Linked DNA regions of Homo sapiens: region 1 is linked to region 2. A link is an interaction called in ENCODE POLR2A ChIA-PET data of the cell type or tissue named here. Cell type or tissue: MCF 10A. All regions are shown on one strand. Each heading gives the region's core, and the rest is flanking DNA. Links, peaks and the distances in the headings are about the cores only.

The links. Peaks named below come from ENCODE experiments on the same cell type or tissue, not always from the same donor. Only the 100,000 strongest peaks of a DNase experiment are listed, where the experiment ranks them.
Region 1: POLR2A ChIA-PET joins it to region 2 with 14 read pairs; 3 of 35 experiments call an interaction of 5 or more read pairs at or near these places.

What each region holds. Positions count from the first base shown.
Region 1 is chr5:73,589,284-73,593,001 of GRCh38, forward strand. No RefSeq gene overlaps it. Among named protein-coding and RNA genes, the nearest start is that of UTP15, 25 kb to the left of the region's middle. In MCF 10A, for the core only: a CTCF peak has its summit at 1,989 (motif pointing right); DNase peaks (open chromatin) are centred at 2,038 and 2,558.
Region 2 is chr5:73,811,562-73,815,279 of GRCh38, forward strand. The region is part of intron 9 of ARHGEF28 (Rho guanine nucleotide exchange factor 28); the gene reads left to right. Among named protein-coding and RNA genes, the nearest start is that of ARHGEF28, 190 kb to the left of the region's middle. In MCF 10A, for the core only: no CTCF peak of the experiment used is centred there; a DNase peak (open chromatin) is centred at 1,960.

The DNA.
Region 1 (3,718 bases), core at 559-3,058, 220 kb before region 2:
TGTCTTATATTATGGTTCTTCAGGGAAACAGAATGAATAGGAGATTATATATATATATATAGTCAGATTATATATTATATATTTTATATATATATATTATATATATATATATTAGCCGGGAAGTTCCATGATTTGCCACCTGCAAGGTGGAGAACCAGGAAAGGTGGTGGTATAATTCAGTTCAAGTCTGAAGGCCCGAGAACCAGCAGCTTTGGCATCCAAGGATAGAAGAAGATAGATGTCCTGGCTGAAGAAGAGAGAGTGAATTTGTCCTTCCTCCACATTGTTCTATCCAGGTCCTAACAGACTGGATGTTACACTCCCACATTGGTGAGAGATCTTTACTCAGGGATCTTTACTCAGTTCCCTGATTTAAATGCTAATCTATTCCAGAAATATCCTCACAGACACACCCAGTAAATGCTTTACTGGCTATCTGGGCATCCGTTAGCCCAGTCGAGTTGACACATGATACTAACCATGACAAGGCTCTTACCAGTTTCTTAAACGGCTGTAATAATCAAAGTTCAGTTGTCCTAGAAATAGAAATCTTCTAGGAAGCTAAAGTAGACGGGACTTAATACAGGAAGTAGGTCCTTATGAAATCACTGGAAGGGCTAGAAGAATAGGGATAGGAGGGAGGGAGTGCTCCAGATGGAGCCACTGTTCAAGAGCATGGCTCCAGAGAGCAAAAAGCTACTGCTCCTGCCATCATGAAGCCAGAGGATATACCCTGGCAAGCTGGGTCACTTCATCACAATTGCATCTCATTCCCCATCTCCTTTCCTTGCTTGCTGACAGTAACAAGCAGGAAGCTGGCCTTCCGCTCATTCCTGACTTTCATATCATGTTAGTATATCTAATTGGAGGAGCCCAATTTTGCATCCAGGGCATTATCTGGAAAGGAATGTGGGAACTATGGCTTTTAGCTTTCCAGCTCTACAGTTTTGAAGACATCCTAGAAGGAGGATAGAGCAGAGGAGGATGGAGCAGAAGGTAAGAGAGCCAATCCACACAATATTCTCCCCCAAATATTCTACACATCTTTAACCATGTGCATGCACAACCTCACTTCTAAACAAATGAGATCACACTATACCTCTGTTCTGCATTTCAGGTTTTCCACGTATTGTGTATTAGTGGTTGATCCATCTCAGTACAGACAGCTCTACATCATTCTTTTTTATGCTGGCCTCCTATATTACTATACAGCTGTGCCATAATCAGTTTAACCAGTCCCCTATTCATGGGAATTTAGGTAGTTTTCAGTCTTTTGCAGTCACAAGCAATTCTGCATTGAGCAAGCTTTTGCCTAAGTTTGTGTGTGTTTTGAGGAGTATGCTAGAATAAATCAACATGGATTATTCTGACCCCAGAGAACAAGACTTTGTTTTCCCACCCCAAAGTCTTTGTGTGGTAATGCCTCATCCCTGCTGCTCATCTTCATCTACAAGGGATGCTGTCCACCCTGGAGACCTCCTTCTCATGCATACACGGTACTTAACACTCCACAGAGTACCTGATAACTGCACGAGAAGCTGTGATTAGTCCAGTTCTGCACATAATGACACTGAGGTGACGTAGAAAGTTTAGGTGACTTGTCCAAAGTCACACAGTTGGTTAGTGGCAGATTTGGGATTTGAACTCAAGCATCTGCTTCAAGAGTACATATTCTCAACCACTACAGGAATAGCATCTTATTTTCTAGAAACATAGAGCAAGTCCTTAGTCACCTTTGTGTCTTTGACTTTATCCACAATAAACAGCTGGTAGTAAATATGTGTTGAATGAGTAAATGAATTCTTATCGGATCTAGTTGGCAATTTATATGAAAACAGCAGTTTTGTTACTATGCACAACATGAAATTATTATTATATCATTTTGCCTGAGACACAACTCAAAGCAAAGATGTTTCTGGAAGCTGCCCTTCTTGTCCATTGAGAATTTTAATCAGGTAAAATTGAAATCATGCATTAGACAACCTACCTCAGTTCACCATTAGTCCACCAGGTGGCAGTATTATCTTGAAAAACCACAAGAAGCCTGCTTTCTCCCCAGCTCTTCCCCTGAATTGGTGTTTTAGAGTCATCAGAGTTGGCACAGAATAAACCCAAGATATTTGGTTATTACTGTGTTGACAAAGTAGCTTTGAAAGTTCAATTATAGTTATTAATAGATACCAGAAATGTGGAAATAAAATCTAACCAAGGTTCTATTTCTTTTTTAAATTGGTATATACTCTTTGTACATATTTATGGGTGGCGTGTGGTATTTTGTTGCACCCATAGAATGTTTAATGATCAGGTCAGGGAATTTTTTTTTTTTTTGAGAAAGGGTCCAGGTCCACACTGTCGTCCAGGCTGGGGTGCGGTGGTGTGATCATAGCTCACTGCAGCCCTGAACTCCCGGGCTCAAGTGATCCTTCCACCTCAGCCTCCCAAGTAGCTAGGACTACAGGTATGCATCACCATGCCCAGTTAATTATGTATTTATTTATTTTAGAGACCAGGTCTCGCTATGTTGCCTAGGCTGGTCTTGAAATCCTGGCTGCAAGCCATCCTCCCCAGGAGGCCTCTCAAAGTACTGGGATTATAGGTATGAATCACTGTGCCCAGCAAGTCAGGGTCTTCTGGTATCCATCACTTCAAGGATTTATCATTTCTATGTGTCGGGAACATTTCAAGTCTTCTCTTCTAGCTGTTTTGAAATATACATTGTTGTTAACTATAGTCACCCCACTCTGCTATTGAACATTATAACTTATTCCTTCTATCTAATTGTATGTTTTTACCCATTAACCAACCTTTCTTCATCTCCCTATCCTCTCCCCTGACACACCCTTCTCAGCATCTGTTATATATCATTCTACTCTATCTCATGTGATACTTGTCTTTCTGTGCCTGGCTTATTTCACTTAACATAATGACTTCCAGTTCCGTGCATGTTGCTGCAAATGATGAGTTCATTCTTTTTAATGGCCTAATAGTACTCCATTGTGTATATATAGCACATTTTCTCTATCCAGTCATCTGTTGATAATCACTTAGCTTGATTCCATATCTTTGCTATTGTGAATGGTACTGCAATAAACACGGAGTGCAGGTGTCTGTTTAATATACAAATTCCTCTTCCTTTGGATAAATGCCCAGCAATGGGATTGCTGGATTGTAGGTTAGTTCTATTTTTAGTTTCTTGAGACATCTTCATACTGTTTTTCGTAGTAGCTGTACTAATTTACATTCCCACAATAGTGTATATGAGTTACCTTTTCTCCTCTGTTATTTCTTATCTTTTCAGTAATAGCCCATTCTGACTGGTAAAAGATGATAAGTCAATATGGTTTTGATTTGTATTTCCCTAATGATTAGTGATGTTGAGCATTTTTTAACGTATCTGCCCATTTGTATGTCTTCTGTTTATTCATGTCCTCTGTCCACTTTTTCCTGGGATGATGATGATGATGATGATGATGATTGTTATTTTACTGTTGAGTTGTTTGAGTTCCTTGCATATTTTGGATATTAGTCCCTTGTTGGATGAATAGTTTGCAAATATTTTCTCCCATTCAATGGATCATCTCTTCCCTTTGTTGATTGTTTCCTTTGCTTTTTAGTTTAATATAGTCCCATTTGTCAATTTTTGTTTTTGTTTCCTGTGCTTTTGAGGTCTTAGCCATAAAATCTTTGCCTAGGCCAGTGTCCTGAAATGTTTCCCCTA
Region 2 (3,718 bases), core at 487-2,986:
GATTTGGTATATTTTCTAATTAAAGATCCATATGGACTAAAACTCTTTTACTGGATATAAGGGCTGAAAGTTACATATCCTTATAATTATACCCAGCTGGTTGAGAATAATACGTACTTATTCACCTAATTAAAAGCCACAGGCTTGGCATGGTGGCTCACGCCTGTAATCAGCACTTTGGGAGGCCAAGGTGGGTGGATCACGTGAGGTCAGGAGTTCGAGACCAGCCTGGCTGACGTAGAAATAACACATCTCTACTAAAAATACAAAAATTAGCCGGGTGTGGTGGTGCATGCCTGTAGACGCAACTACTCAGGAGGCTGAGGCAGGAGAATTGCTTGAACCCAGGAGGCAGAGGTTGCAATGAGCCGAGATCCTGCCACTGTACTCCAGCCTAGGCGACAGAGTGAGCCTGTCTCAAAAAAAAAAAAAAAAAAGCCACAAAATAGAAAATGTATCAGTATTTCTTTCCACTTAGTTGCAATGTTTGTAACTATACTCTAGTTGTATTTTGTTTTAGTTGTATGTTTATGTGACAAACTATATAAAAACACAGTAGTGATTTATGTAATTCTGATTTTGATTTAAATTTGAAATTAAGTGGTCTCTCCCCTTTCTCCTCTTCTCCCTGTATGCCTCACTCAACCCCTACCCAATCAGACAGGATTAGCTTCCATGGAGCAGGCTATGCAGCTATTTTCTTACACAGCGTGGCACAGTAGTACCGACAATTTAGGAAATAACTGAAGCAAAGAAATGAATGTTAATTAAGACACATACTGTCACCTTCTAAGTCTGCAGACTTAATGGATCCTCATATTGTATGTTTCCAATGTCGTTTAGTTTATTTGGACATCAGGTGACCTCACAAAACAAAACAAACATTTCTTGCTATTGTTTCTACTAAAAGAAATGCTTAAAAGAGACTGCCTGATAACATTTGGGATATCCTTTTTTTCCACTGCAGATCTCGGCTGTTGTGCTTGAGCTTATTTGGGGCATGGATATCTATGTGCCTATAGGAAGCGGAGAAGTGAGCCTGAGCAGTGCCACGATTTATGGGGAGGCAGTAATGAGCTTCTCCTGAATGCTAATTACTGGAGAATTGTTCAGGGAGACGGCAAGAACTGTTGGTTTGTGGTAAATTAGTCACCAGCTCTATTGAGGTGGACTGAAAGTTTAGATCGGAGCTATAAAGGCACCAAAATCCTGATGATTGACGGCCAGACTTGGTGACAGTACCAATATGGAAATACCCCAATTGTGCTAAACAGTGGTAGATAACTTTGTATAAATCTAATGAAATGAGTACAATCTATATAAAAGTTAAAACTTCCAACCACATTAGGATTAAAAGGGCGGTGAGACTGGATTGTTAAATGAATTATGAGAGCTGTTTTGGTTCTTAGATCCGAAAAGCTGCCCAAGCTGCCAATGGTATGAAAGAATAGTCTGCTCTGGAAAGAGCTCTTCCTGGAGTCTGCTGGCCTTCATTTGCCTGGGGATCAAGCTTTCTGGCTGTCCACACACATAAACCTCAACCTTTATCTAACACGGCACCGGGTAGCTCTTCTGAGAAGCAATATTCTCACTCCGAGCAAAACAAGCCTGCACTGGGAGGCTTTTCTTGAATCACAGGCAGCTCTCTTTCAATTCCCAGTTACCTTCCTCCTTCATTTCCATTTCCAGCAACCAGAAGAGGGGAGTTAATGATTCATTTGCTCCCAATGACCTTTTGAATAAGTGGACTGCAGTGTTTCAGCCACTCTTAGCTCCCCCACTTCTCCCTCCTTTACTTCCCTAGTTTGGCTTTAATATTTACAGCCTCCTTGTCGGTCTACACGCCTGAATGCCCGAAGGAAGCAAAACATTTATTGCCTTTCCCTCCCTGGTGTGCAGGAGCTATTTCATCCAATCTCATTCCTTCCCTTTACATCACATGGGGAGGCTTGCCTCCTGGCTGGGGACGCCCCGAGTTCTTCCTGAGTCTCTACTGTTTCATCTGTTGATTTCACCAAAACAAAAAGATGGATTCTGACTCCGACTCACCTTTTAACTACTCGTGGCCTTCCTTTCCCAAAATGAAGATTCGAAGAAGGACGTCCAAACAAGGTAGATTGCAGTATCTTTTCTTTCCTTCACGGGCAAAACCAGACATCCTATTCTTTCTTTTCCGTGTTTCTTTGCCAGACTGTTTTTCCAATGTAGCGCGTGTTTATACGTGCCTTTATAAAACACTCACTGTACAGATACATATAGGTTTCTGAGGCAAACCTACTAATTCTTCTTATGTTCCTTTCACTTTGAATCTACCTACCTTGGTGTTATTATGTATGTGCAATTCTCTTTAAAAAAAAAAAAAAAAAGAAGGGAGTTTAGTATAAGGTAAATGTTTTGGATTCACTTCTTCAGAATTACCTTGGAGTTACCTTGGCAATAAACAGTCCTGTTGATTTAAACATGTTCAGTCTTAGTGGGATTTGCAGAGAATACGCATGTGTTTCATACCCAGCTTCTGCATCTTTTGTTTTAGTTTTCAAGTGTATAGTAATTTAAAAAAATTTTTGTAATTAAGAAAATTTTTCTATTTTATACTATTTTATTGATTTTATAGATGTTATAAGGAAAGGAGTTGAAAAAAATACTTTCAACACAAAAGCCTGTGTATCTTCAGAGAATACAGTCACATTGTAAATAGTTTACTAAAAATAATGATCAAGTAAGTAAAATCCTTTACTGCTGAAGGAAGAAGAGCCATTTATCTGAGCGTGATTGATAATGGAATGGGTTTACATTACTTATTCTCTCTTACTTGCAATCCATTCTTGTTGTAGTGTGGGCCATGGAAACAAGGAGCAAGCTGGTGTTAGGGTGTAGAGGAAGTGCCCTGAGAAGCTGTTATCCCATCCTCGGCTGGGCTTAGCTGGCAGTGATTGTTGCCTTCTGAGGTTTAAAAAAATAAGATAGTGTGTAATCCTTCCCCGTTCTTGTCTTGTGCAGGGACGCGTGTGCTTATGTTTTCAATTCAAGGAGAAAAGGAACATTTTCATAAGCTTACAAGCAGAAAAGGTGTTTCTAAGCGGGTTGCCTCTGCAGTGCTGTCCTTCGGGAGCATACCTGTTCTAGGGAGCAGGATGGCTTACCCTGTCACCCTGTGCTTCTCCCAGAGGAGGATGGACGCTAGCAGTTGTCAGCAAACCAGCTTAGCTTCAAGCATCTTCTTTCTTCCTTCTGAAATACAATAGAAGTGTTTATTTGGCTTGTTTGCTCTTTAGCTTAGATCAAGGCCAACCCCAGGAATAAGATGCATTTACCGTCTAGGGCTAGTAGAAAGACTCAGCCTGAACACATTTTTCATGTTGCTCAGCTGCCATCCTTTAAATTCTATCATTGAAGACTTTAATAGCTTATATTCAATATACAATTTTAAGACATTAAAATTAATGTTTTAAAGATTAATTTTACTTTTTATCTAAGAAAATTGATTTTTCTATTTTATTGATTTTATAGATGTTATAAGGAACAGACTGAAAAAAATTTCAACACGAAAGCCTGTGTATCTTTGGTGGATACAGTCGTATATTAAAAGGCCATGATATATGTAACTTACTGTTAAATGATTCAGGGGGTATATATATATATATATATATGAGCACAAGCATGCGCTTATAAAAACAAGCTCGTACACAAATAGAAAATGCAGTCAAATGTTAACAAT